Linked DNA regions of Homo sapiens: regions 2 and 3 are each linked to region 1. The links are chromatin contacts, found by Hi-C or POLR2A ChIA-PET in ENCODE. All regions are on one chromosome and are shown on one strand. Each heading gives the region's core, a stretch centred on a gene start or an enhancer-like site at or near the end of the contact. The rest is flanking DNA. Distances are from core to core; before and after follow the strand shown. Region 1 holds the start of KRT5 (keratin 5). Region 2 holds the start of LINC02874 (long intergenic non-protein coding RNA 2874). Region 3 overlaps LOC124902934 (a long non-coding RNA gene).

Region 1 (3,810 bases), core at 1,311-3,810:
CACCCAGAGGAGAAGCTGAGCAACATGTCCCACCAAGCCTGGGAACTGCCTCTGTGGGGTGCCCAGCAGGAAAGCTCCCTGGTGAGCCTAACACAATCCCTCCCTTCCTGCCACAGTGAAATTCCAGGCTGGGGTGGGACTCTCCCGAGCTGCAGTGGTGCTGGTGCCTGGCTCCCCACCAGGAGCGGCTCCATTATTTATACCTGTCCAGGTCTGGCATTGAGGGAGGGGCTGCCCTGCCTGCTCATGGGAGGATTCCCACGAAGCTCGGATAGAAGAGTGCTGCTGCTTCTCCCATGGAGCACCCACATGCTCCCTGCTCCCATGGAGCACCACACACTCACCGTTGGTCCCTGGCACATGGATCTGAGCTTGGCACACTCTAGCAATCCTCAGACTAGCCAGAACGCATTCCTGCTCTGCCAAGTCCTCTTTCTTCACAACACAGCTGGGAGGAGAATGAATGGGGAGAAGAGAATGTCCCAGTGTCTCAGGAGGGGTGGGGCTTCCCTGAGGGCAGTGAGGTCTGTACCCGGGACCTGTGAGTGTATGTGGTGGTGGGGATATACCCCGATATCGATCTTTGAGTGGAGCAGGAGCATCCCACTACGAGTCCTCAGACACTTGCTTCAGGCTTGGATCTGTTCTGTTCTATCAGGAGCCGAGGGTCCCCTGGTATGTCTCAGGCCTCCAGGACACTCACATCTGTTCTCCAGAAAGCAACCAAATGTGAAAATGGTGAGCTCAGCACAATTCATCTCTGAGGGTCTCAGAAATGCTCCAGCCAGGGAGGCCACCCAAACCATTTTGCTCAAGACCTGTAAGACCGGCTCCGGCCATTGGTCTGTCTGCCGAGATTGACCTGTCAGCTGCTTGCTCATCGCAGCCCTCTGGTGAGAAGTCACTGTTTCAGCTGATCCTCAGCACCAGGGAGTCATTTTCCCACTGCCTTGGCTTCCTTGTGGCCAACCGCAGGCCCTGGTGAGAGATTCCTGAGCCTGGGTCTGGTCCTGTTCTTCTACTCTTGAGAATATAGCCCCTCCTCCCTGAGGCTTTGAAGCCATCCCCATTGCATTCCTACCTCCAGCCTCGGGCCACAGGGCGCCCCCGAAACTCTGAACAGCCCAAGCACTGTCCTGCCTGAGAGCCCTGCTTCTATTTGGGGGACGGCAGAGAGGTGGCCCCACTCAGATCTGCTGCCAAAAAGAGTGGGTGTGGTTTAGAACAGACGTGTGTTAAAACCTCATCAGAAACCCCCTTTCCTCCACCTGGTGCCACAACCCCCCAGACAAGTTTTGCAGAGGGGATCTCAAAGGGCCCTCCCTAAAGCAGCTGGCAGATTGTCATGCCAGCTGCCTGGGCCCACAGGCCTGCTCTGGCTAGCCTTTCTGGCAGGACAATCCATAGACTTAGAATCCCGTTTTCCATTGCCTTGGCCCTGAAGGAGGCTGTGGGCTACAGCATAGAGAAAGCAGAGCAAGTCCCGCTGCTTGGAACAGGGTGGTTCGCCGTTATAACAGGCCGTCAGACTCTCAACATGTTCCTGATGAGATTAGAAGCTCCTGCAGGTATGTGTTTGTGGCGGCCTTCAGCCTGTATCAACACATACGATGACTCATTTCTTCCCTAGTGGAATAGAGCTTGCTGGAACACACCTGGGGGGCTGGGGAACCGGCAGAGTAGCTACCCCCAAAGAGAGACGCTATAGCCCATGAGTCTCAGGGTTTTTTTTTAAGGGATTGCATGGGATCCCCGGGTTTCCTAAACCCCCCACAGAGTCCTGCCCAGGCCAAAGAGCAAGGAAAAGGTCAAAGGGCAGAAAAAATGCTGAGTTAGGAGGAGCTATGGAAGGATAAACCTGGCCTTAAAGAGGTCAAAGTGGTTTATAGGGGGCGCTGAGGGCTTCCCACATTCTCTGGCCTAAACCTTGCAGGCAGATCTGCCCAGTGGGCTCTGGGATAGCTGTGCCTTCCCTAAGAAAAAAATTGTGCAGAAAAGGATGAAACTCTATTTTCCCTCTAGCACATAACCAAGAATATAAGGCTACAGATTGCCTTTCCCAGAGGGGAAAACCCTGCAGCAACCTGCTGCCTGGAAAAGTGTAAGAGCAGATCACTGGGGAATCGTTTGCCCCCCGCTGATGGACAGCTTCCCCAAGCTGGAAGGGCAGGTGCTCAGCATGTACCGTACTGGGATGGTTGTCAATACTCCTGGTCCTGTAAGAGTCCCCAGGACACTGGCCATGCCAATGCCCCCTCAGTTCCTGGCATCCTTTTTGGGCTGCTCACAGCCCCCAGCCTCTATGGTGAAGACATACTTGCTAGCAGCGTCACCAACTTGCTGCCAAGAGATCAGTGCTGCAAGGCAAGGTTATTTCTAACTGAGCAGAGCCTGCCAGGAAGAAAGCGTTTGCACCCCACACCACTGTGCAGGTGTGACCGGTGAGCTCACAGCTGCCCCCCAGGCATGCCCAGCCCACTTAATCATTCACAGCTCGACAGCTCTCTCGCCCAGCCCAGTTCTGGAAGGGATAAAAAGGGGGCATCACCGTTCCTGGGTAACAGAGCCACCTTCTGCGTCCTGCTGAGCTCTGTTCTCTCCAGCACCTCCCAACCCACTAGTGCCTGGTTCTCTTGCTCCACCAGGAACAAGCCACCATGTCTCGCCAGTCAAGTGTGTCCTTCCGGAGCGGGGGCAGTCGTAGCTTCAGCACCGCCTCTGCCATCACCCCGTCTGTCTCCCGCACCAGCTTCACCTCCGTGTCCCGGTCCGGGGGTGGCGGTGGTGGTGGCTTCGGCAGGGTCAGCCTTGCGGGTGCTTGTGGAGTGGGTGGCTATGGCAGCCGGAGCCTCTACAACCTGGGGGGCTCCAAGAGGATATCCATCAGCACTAGTGGTGGCAGCTTCAGGAACCGGTTTGGTGCTGGTGCTGGAGGCGGCTATGGCTTTGGAGGTGGTGCCGGTAGTGGATTTGGTTTCGGCGGTGGAGCTGGTGGTGGCTTTGGGCTCGGTGGCGGAGCTGGCTTTGGAGGTGGCTTCGGTGGCCCTGGCTTTCCTGTCTGCCCTCCTGGAGGTATCCAAGAGGTCACTGTCAACCAGAGTCTCCTGACTCCCCTCAACCTGCAAATCGACCCCAGCATCCAGAGGGTGAGGACCGAGGAGCGCGAGCAGATCAAGACCCTCAACAATAAGTTTGCCTCCTTCATCGACAAGGTGAGCTACGATCTTTTGTAAAAAATCACTGTGGGTCTGAAATAAATGCCAAAGAGAGAGAAAGAAGGAAGATGTTTTGGCTTTGTGCAAATACTTTTATAGTTGTACAGTTCTGTGTTTCCGTTTGTTTCTGTGCCCTGGATTTGTGGACACGTTCTGAATTAGACTGGCAGCTGGGAAGGGAGAATTATTTCTTCCCATTCAGAGGTTAGCTCACAAGGGCCTCTTAACAACTGTTGGACAGAGAGATGAATTTCATGCCATATATAAAGGGGCTGACTGTACAGGAAGGTAGACAAGTGCATGGGCAGCAGCCTGAGTGCCTTTGCAGCCACCCCTGAGCCGGGACACACTCCAAGCAGCACTCCTAGTGCTTTCTGTGCCCTGGATAGGTGTCCTATCTCCCCCTGGAAAAGTGAGTTTGGGTGCCTCAGTCTGCACCTCCCCTCCTGGGGCCCAGGGCCAGGCACAGTGCACAGAAAAGCTTTAGAGGGACGGAAAGAGGTGGGAGGCACCTTAGTGAGTTGATCATAGAACATGAAATCCAAGTTTCTCTATCTTCAAACCCTGCTCCCCTCCAGGTGCGGTTCCTGGAGCA
Region 2 (3,520 bases), core at 351-2,850, 310 kb after region 1:
TCCCAGCTACTTGGGAGGCTGAGGCATGAGAATCGCTTGAATCTGGGAGGCAGAGATTGCAGTGAGCCGAGATCGTGCCACTGCACTCCAGCCTGGGCGACAGACTGAGACTCTGTCTCAAAAAAAAAATACAGAGAGAGGGTCTCACTATGTTGCCAAGGCTGGTCTCCAACTCCTGGACTCAAGCAATCTTCCTGCCTCAACTTCCCAAAGCTCTAGGATTACAGGTGTGAGCCACCTCACCCAGCCTCACCGTTTCTTCATTCATTCCTCCATCCCACATTTATCAACGGCTTCCTCTCCTCTGCTTCATGGCCAGTCAGTCCCAGAGGGCAGACTTTGGGAAGCCCACCAGCTCTCCTGAAGGAGTCAGGCTTGCCTGGGAAAGGGGGCACTTGCACCCCAAGTCCACCAAGGCAGAGACAGGTATCCCTACTCCCTGCAACCCTCTCTCAGCCAGCGGGTGGGGCTAGCGTGGCCTCCATGGCTGCAGAGGGGTCTCTGGCCTGGACTGCAGCATGGTCTTGGCAGCACACTCCTGCACCCAGTAGGTGCTTCGGGAGGCATCCTTGCTGTCCCCTGGCATCAGCCCTGCAGTGGGTGAGCAGGTGAGGTGGCAGGAGCAAGGAGATCACCTCTCATTCCTGTGGTTTCAGGTGCCTGGCTGATGTCAGGCCTGAGTGATGTGGCAGTGGGGGCAGGGGGTCACTGTGTCTGGGGCCTGAATGGGGGCTGAGGCTTTTCCTTAAAAGTTCATAAATCACTAAATATGTCCCCTTTCAGCACAGCCACACCCTGGGCCTGTGAGGATGCATCTCCTCATGCAGACACAGACAGCTTTCCTCAGGCCCTGCTCACTGCTCACATGTGCCTTTATGGTGCCACAGGGATATGGTCTCATATCCCTCACACGTGCAGTGAATACACACATGTGCACATAACTCACACAGGCAGATAGTCCCTCTTGGGCACACAGGTGCATGCTACAAGCAGCCTTGTGTAAGTGCCCACAGCCCCCTCCCACCTCACACATGTCCACGTGGCTTCATGCTATTCCGGTGCCCACTGGTGTCCCCAGGCACAGAGAAGCACACACTTGGCAGGGCACTTAAGCTTCTCCAAGCACTCAGGGAAACACATGACTTTGTGCTATCGCACATGCTCCCAAATGTACACACTCACAAATATGCAAAGTCTGCAGGAGCCTGAATTCCATCACACACCTGCACAGTCATGTGCACTCAGCACTCACACATACACTGCGGTTCCCAGGGGTGGTGCTCACTCAAGGCAGAAGGTACACACTCAAATCATGCACACACACCAGATGCGCACGTGCATGCATGAACAACAGACTATGCCCAGGTGTCCACACAGCATTCGCACGTTCATGCCCACCAGTAGACTTGTAAGCGGGACCTTCAGGACATCAGGAACGAGAGTACAGCAGGGAGGGAACTGCAGCTGGCAGGATGCTGCAATCCCCAGCCTCACCTCTGGGAGCCGCTGTCGGGTCTGCAGCCAAGCCCTTGGCTTGGAAGGGCAGGAGCCTGCCTGAGGCACAATCCCACTGGCCTGAGCCAGCAGGTGGCACAGCTCAGGCTGGACCCAGCCAGCCTCAAGGAGGGAAGAGAGGGACATCATGGTGGCGCTGGACTCCCTGCAGGGTATGGGATGAACTCTGCTGCTCAGATGGGCAGGGGCTGCAAGAAGGAAGAATGGGCAGCTTGAACTCAGGGAGGCGGGTCTGTGGTGGGGCAAGTGGATGGAATAGAACTGGAGGGTGGAGGAGGAGATGGGAAATGGAAGGGCAGGGGGTTAAGGAAGAAATAAAGGAGGCAGAGGGAAGGACTGCGGGGAGGGAGACGAAAAGGTTGAGGATAGGAGGGGAGTGAGAGAGAAGAGAAGCAGAGAAGAAAAAGTGAGGAGAGAAGAGGGGCCAGACCGGGACAGAGCAGTGCAGGGCTGTGAGGAAGGAGGTAGAGGGATGGGCACGCCCTGCACCACCAGCCACCTAGCCTCCCTGTCCTGCCAGCTCCATACCCCGTCAGGAAAGACAGGCCAGGGCTCTGCTGCCCTGTGCCTCCTCCCTTCTCCAGACCCAGGATGTCGGCATCCCTGGATTTTGAGATCCAAAAGGCAGGGCTCAACTTACCCCACATGGAAGACAGTGACTCACACAGATGAGCCTGCTAGAGCACCTTTTCCAGGAGCAGAGACCCACAAGGGTGGACGGGGGCTTGCTTTCCCCTCTCCTGGGGCTGGCAGGAACACCCCACTCTTACCCCAACTCACAGTGATCGCCGGAGGGTGGTGCACTCTGCTCCAGCACCTGCCACCTGCCTAACACGCACTTGGGGACAGCTTCCAATAGGATGCAAGTGGCAGACAAAGGTACCCCAGGAGGGCAGGTGGGGGAGGGTGAGAAGCACTGGGGAATGGGCACCCCTCATCTCCCACAGGCTCAGCGGCTCCCTCAGGACAAGGAGAAAGCTGGGAACCCTAAGACAGAACTGGAGGTTCTCGTTGCCTAAATCTCTCCTGGCTTGCTGCACATGGAACCCATTTCTTCCCATTCAGGGCTCTGCAGAGGCAGAAGATGAACAGTAAGATGCAAAGATCTGGCAACCTTCAGAGCTGGGTGAGTCCTGGGGTCCTCACCCCATTACGCCTAAGCTACAACCCCATATTCCCTGTCCTCCCAGCCCTGGGGGCCCTGGTCCCACTACGCAGGGGTGGCTCAAAAGCCCAATGAGCTGGAAGGGTCTGAGAGAGCACCCCATGTCACAGGGGAGGTGAGGCAGCCTTGGACCTGGGATCTTGTTTGCGGCTCTTTATCATGGACACACTCCTAGAACTCCCCAGTCCCTCCACCTCCTCCTGAAGTACTCCAAGAGCTGGTCAACACCGAGAGCCCACCTCAGGCTGTGGCACGGCTCTTGGTGGGGCCTGGTGGGTCATGGGCTTGCCTCTCCCATAACTCAGGGCCCAGTTGGAGACACCGTGACTGTTCACTAATCAGACACCTGAGTGTGTAGGAGAAAGGCCTTGCCCACTCTATTCTTCAGATGAGAACACTGAGGCTCGGCGAGGCGACAAGTCTTTCTGAGGGCCAGTGGAGCAGACCAGCCTGGGAGGCCTAAGGGAAGTGCTGGCAGAGCTGAAGCCGCGGTTCCCCTGCCTGGTCTTGCAGTCCAGCCCTCCACCTCACCCTTCCCCCTCCCTCAGCCCTGCCCTGGGCTCCAAACTCCGACCTGATGGAGTCCCCACACCCTCTCACCTGGGCAGGCCCACCTCAGACTGCCTGCTCTAGACCCACACACCCCATCCCCTCCTCCCTCTGCAGGAGCATGCCCCTGCCATCACTCCCTTGCTCCATGAAACCCAAAGGCAGACCCCTCGCAATCCTCCCCATTCCCATAGCACTGCAGCCCCTGCATCTGACCACATCCCTTCCTGCTTAAAACTCTTCAACAGCTCCCAGCTTCCCTTGGAACAGAAAGCTCACTCCTCATGTCAG
Region 3 (3,497 bases), core at 523-3,022, 490 kb after region 1:
GTTTGTTTGTTTTGAGACGGAGTCTCACTCTGTCACCCAGGCTGGAGTGCAGTAGCATGATCTCGGCTCACTGCAACCTCTGCCTCCCAGGTTCAAGCCATTCTCCTACCTCAGCCTCATGAGTAGCTGGGATTACAGGCGCATGCCACCAAACCTGGCTAATTTTTGTATTTTTAGTAGAGATGGGGTTTCACCATGTGGGCCAGGCTGGTCTCACACTCCTGACCTCATGTGATCTGCCCGCCTCGGCCTCCCAAAGTGTTGAGATTACAGGCGTGAGCCACTGTGCCTGGCGGGAAGTAGCTTTTAAACTGAGGGAAGGCTGGGCACCACTGGAGGCTCATGCCTGTAATCTCAGCACTTTGGGAGGCCGAGATGGGAGGATCATTTGAGCTCAGGAGTTTGAGACCAGCCTGGGCAACGTAAGGGAGACTTTGTTTCTACTAAAAGTAATAATAATAATTAAAAAATAGCCTGCTTGGTGTTACGGGACTATGGTCCCAGCTACTTCAGGGCGGAGGTGAGAGAATCACTTGAGCCCAGGAGTCTGAGGCTGTAGCGAGCTGTGACAGCACCACTGCACTCCAGCCTGGGCGACAGAGTGAGACCCTATCTCAAAATAAATAAACTGAGGGGAGTTTGTCGGTGGAGAGTTAGGGGAAAGGGATAAGTTGCAGGGAGAGGAAACAGTAATGAAAGAGTGCCAGCTTGTTAGAGCAGCAGAGTAAGGCAAGTGGCTGGAGGCCAGTGACTAAGGGGGACAGAGCTGGGGATGCGCGAGAGGAGCACTCAGCCCAATCCACAGGCCCTTGTGCCAGACTCTGTGCCGATGACTTTTTTCCTTTGTCTCTTCTTTCAGCAGCCATCTAAGGTGGGCACTATTTTAGTATTGAGGAAACTGAGGCTCTAAAAGGTTAAGTAGGCCAGGTGTGGTGGCTCGCGCCTGTAATCCCAGCACTTTGGGAGGCCAAGGCAGGCGGATCACATGAGGTCAGGAGTTCGAGACCAGACTGGCCAACATAATGAAACCCCGTCTCTACTAAAAATACAAAAATTAGCCCAGCATGGTGGCCTATGCCTGTAATCCCAGCTACTCAGGAGGCTGAGGCAGGAGAACCACTTGAACCTGAGAGGTGGAGGTTGCAGTTAGCGAAGATTGCACCACTACACTCCAACCTGGGCAGCAGAGCAAGACTCCGTCTCAAAAAATAATACAAAATAAAAAATAAATAAAAGGTTAAGTAAACATGTCCAGTGTCACACAGCTGAGAAGTAGCAGAGCATGGATTTGCATCCAGACCAGTGTGGCCTCAAAGTCCTTACACTGAGCTGCTATGTTATTGCTTCCCAGAGAAGTTGAGCTACCCAGAGGTGAAGGGATTTGCCCTTCATTTCATGGCTTGCTGCAGAGCTGGGACCCCCGCCTCAGAGAGTTCTGTAGATACTGTGAAGGGAGACAGGGCCTAAGGAAGGGGAGAGGGACAGGGAGGGCGGAGAAAATGCCCCTGCAGCAGCATTCCCTGAAGACCTTGCCTGTGCCCACACCCTGCCCATGTCTTTGTGCCTTTGTGTGCAAGAGTCCTTCTTGCCCAAGCTGGAACTTAGGGTTTGCTGGGGTAGAAAGATGCAGAAGTTTATAAGTGTCCACTTCTAGGGGTGTGCTGCTGGCCAGCAGCCACCGCCCTGAGGGCTGTAGGAGGGCTGGCCACTGGGGCAGCCCAGATTAGCTGGATTTTGTGTGCTGTGCCTGTTGCTAAGTAACGCTGCTCCTGCTCTCACCAGGGGAGCCAGCTCTGGTTACCGGTGACAACCCTCAAGGGAGAGTGCCTGGAGAGACATGAGGCAGGCGGGAGGGAACTGAAGGAAGCCAAGCCCTTCCCCACACAGGTTTATATGGCAGAGGGGTAGGTATTCCTTAGCTCTCTGGTGTTCTGTCTTGTGTGTGTGTGGTTTTTGTTTTTTGAGACAGGGTCTCATTCTGTTGCCCAGGCTTGAATGCAGTGATGCAACCATAGCTCATTGCAGCCTCAGCCTCCCTGGCTCAAGTGATCCTCCCACTTTTGCCTCCCAAGTAGCTGGGACTACAGGTGTATGCCACCATGCCTGGCTAATTTTTGTATGTTTTGTAGAGACGGGGTTTCACTCTGTTGCCCAGGCTGGTCTCAAACTCCTGAGCTCAAGCAATCCACCCACCTCAGCCTCCCAAAATGTTGGATTACAGGTGTGGGCCACCACACCGGCCGTCTCTGGAGTACATTAGGGGCCTGTTTCCCCTGTGCCTTGGCCATGGGCTCAGAACTGCAGGACCCACAGGCACACAAGGAGGGTGCAAAGTCATGGGCAGGGTCTGGGCACAGGCAGGGTCTTCAGGGAATGCTGCTGCAGGCGTTTGGAGGGGAATTCTGCCCCCACATCTGAGCACCAAGGAGAGAGGTGGAGTGTGTGTGCATGTATGCGTCCCTCCTGTCATTGGACAGGCAATCTGTGGTCAGGCAGATGGGGCAACTCACTCACTTTCCACTGCTCTTTTAGAAAATGTCCCACACTTCTCCAGCTGGGGGCTTCCCACCTGTCAGAAGGTCCTGGAATCAGAGTAAACAGGTCCTAGCTCCCTGGGAGTGCCTATTATGCCTATTCCACTAAAGGATTTGGGGAATACTAGAGAGATAATTTCACTTAAAGCATTAATATTTTTAGGGAGAAGTTGAATTTTGGTCTTTTTGTTTTTGTTTTTGTTTTTGTTTTTTAAAATGGAGTCTCGCTTTGTCACCCAGGCTGGAGTGCAGTGGCACCATCTTGGCTCACTGCAACCTCCGCTTCCCGGGTTCAAGTAATTCTCTGCTTCAGCCTCCCAAGTAGCTGGGATTACAAGCGCCCACCACCACGCCCAGCTAATTTTTGTATTTTTAGTAGAGACGGGGTTTCACCATCTTGGCCAGGCTGGTCTTGAACTCCTGACCTCGTAATCCACCCACCTCGGCCTCCCAAAGTGCTGGGATTACAGGCATGAGCTACCGCGCCTGGCCTGGTCTTTTTGTCTTTTAAGCAGGTATCTTTTTTGTTTTTTTGTTTTGTTTGAGACGGAGTCTTGCTCTGTCACGAGGCTGGAGTGCAGTGGCTCAATCTCAGCTCACTGCAACCTCCGCCTCCTGGGTTCAAGCAAGTCTCCTGCCTCAGCCTCCCAAGTTGCTGGGACTACAGGCATGAGCCACCACGCCCAGCTAATTTTTGTATTTTTAGTAAAGACGGGGTTTCACTATGTTGGCCAGGATGGTCTCGATCACTTGACCTCATGATCTGCCTGCATCAGCCTCCCAAAGTGCTGGGATTACAGGCGTGAGCCACTGCTCCCGGCCCCTTAAGCAGGTATCTTAAAGGCACAGAATTGGCATGGCCATAATCATTCATACTTCTCTCTTCTTTTTTTTTTTTTTTTTTTTTTTTTTTGGAGACAGGGTCTCACTTTGTCACCCAGACTGGAGTGTAGTGGCACAATC

Evidence for each region. Hi-C counts contacts between places; a loop is a spot of excess contacts on that map. ChIA-PET counts read pairs that join two places held with the same protein, here RNA polymerase II (POLR2A). Pooled maps may share reads with other maps.
Region 2: a map of PC-9 shows a loop between it and region 1 (8-fold over the local background). The contact joins the promoter of LINC02874 here to the promoter of KRT5 in region 1. A Hi-C loop is called at or near these places in 1 of 168 maps with a recorded cell type or tissue (PC-9) and 1 of 50 pooled maps. POLR2A ChIA-PET finds 5 or more read pairs at or near these places in 2 of 52 experiments (MCF 10A and activated T-cell).
Region 3: POLR2A ChIA-PET joins it to region 1 with 10 read pairs in GM10248. The contact joins the enhancer-like site here to the promoter of KRT5 in region 1. POLR2A ChIA-PET finds 5 or more read pairs at or near these places in 3 of 52 experiments (GM10248, activated CD8-positive, alpha-beta memory T cell and naive thymus-derived CD4-positive, alpha-beta T cell).

What each region holds. Positions count from the first base shown.
Region 1 is chr12:52,519,144-52,522,953 of GRCh38, reverse strand. It overlaps KRT5 (keratin 5), which reads left to right and starts at 2,560. Exons shown (of 9, transcript NM_000424.4): 1 at 2,560-3,212; 2 at 3,794-3,810. The coding sequence starts at 2,658. RefSeq lists enhancers at 1-653, 3,473-3,810.
Region 2 is chr12:52,211,663-52,215,182 of GRCh38, reverse strand. It overlaps LINC02874 (long intergenic non-protein coding RNA 2874), which reads left to right and starts at 1,600. Exons shown (of 3, transcript NR_164133.1): 1 at 1,600-1,667; 2 at 2,581-2,641. It overlaps LINC00592 (long intergenic non-protein coding RNA 592), which reads right to left. Exons shown (of 5, transcript NR_027358.2): 2 at 3,027-3,139; 3 at 2,156-2,584. RefSeq lists an enhancer at 1,175-1,736.
Region 3 is chr12:52,028,153-52,031,649 of GRCh38, reverse strand. The region is part of intron 1 of LOC124902934 (a long non-coding RNA gene); the gene reads right to left. It also overlaps a transcript of NR4A1 not described here. Among named protein-coding and RNA genes, the nearest start is that of NR4A1, 22 kb to the left of the region's middle. Within about 2 kb of position 1,772, at least 7 of the 41 ENCODE cell types and tissues checked have a DNase peak (open chromatin) inside an H3K27ac peak, as active enhancers do.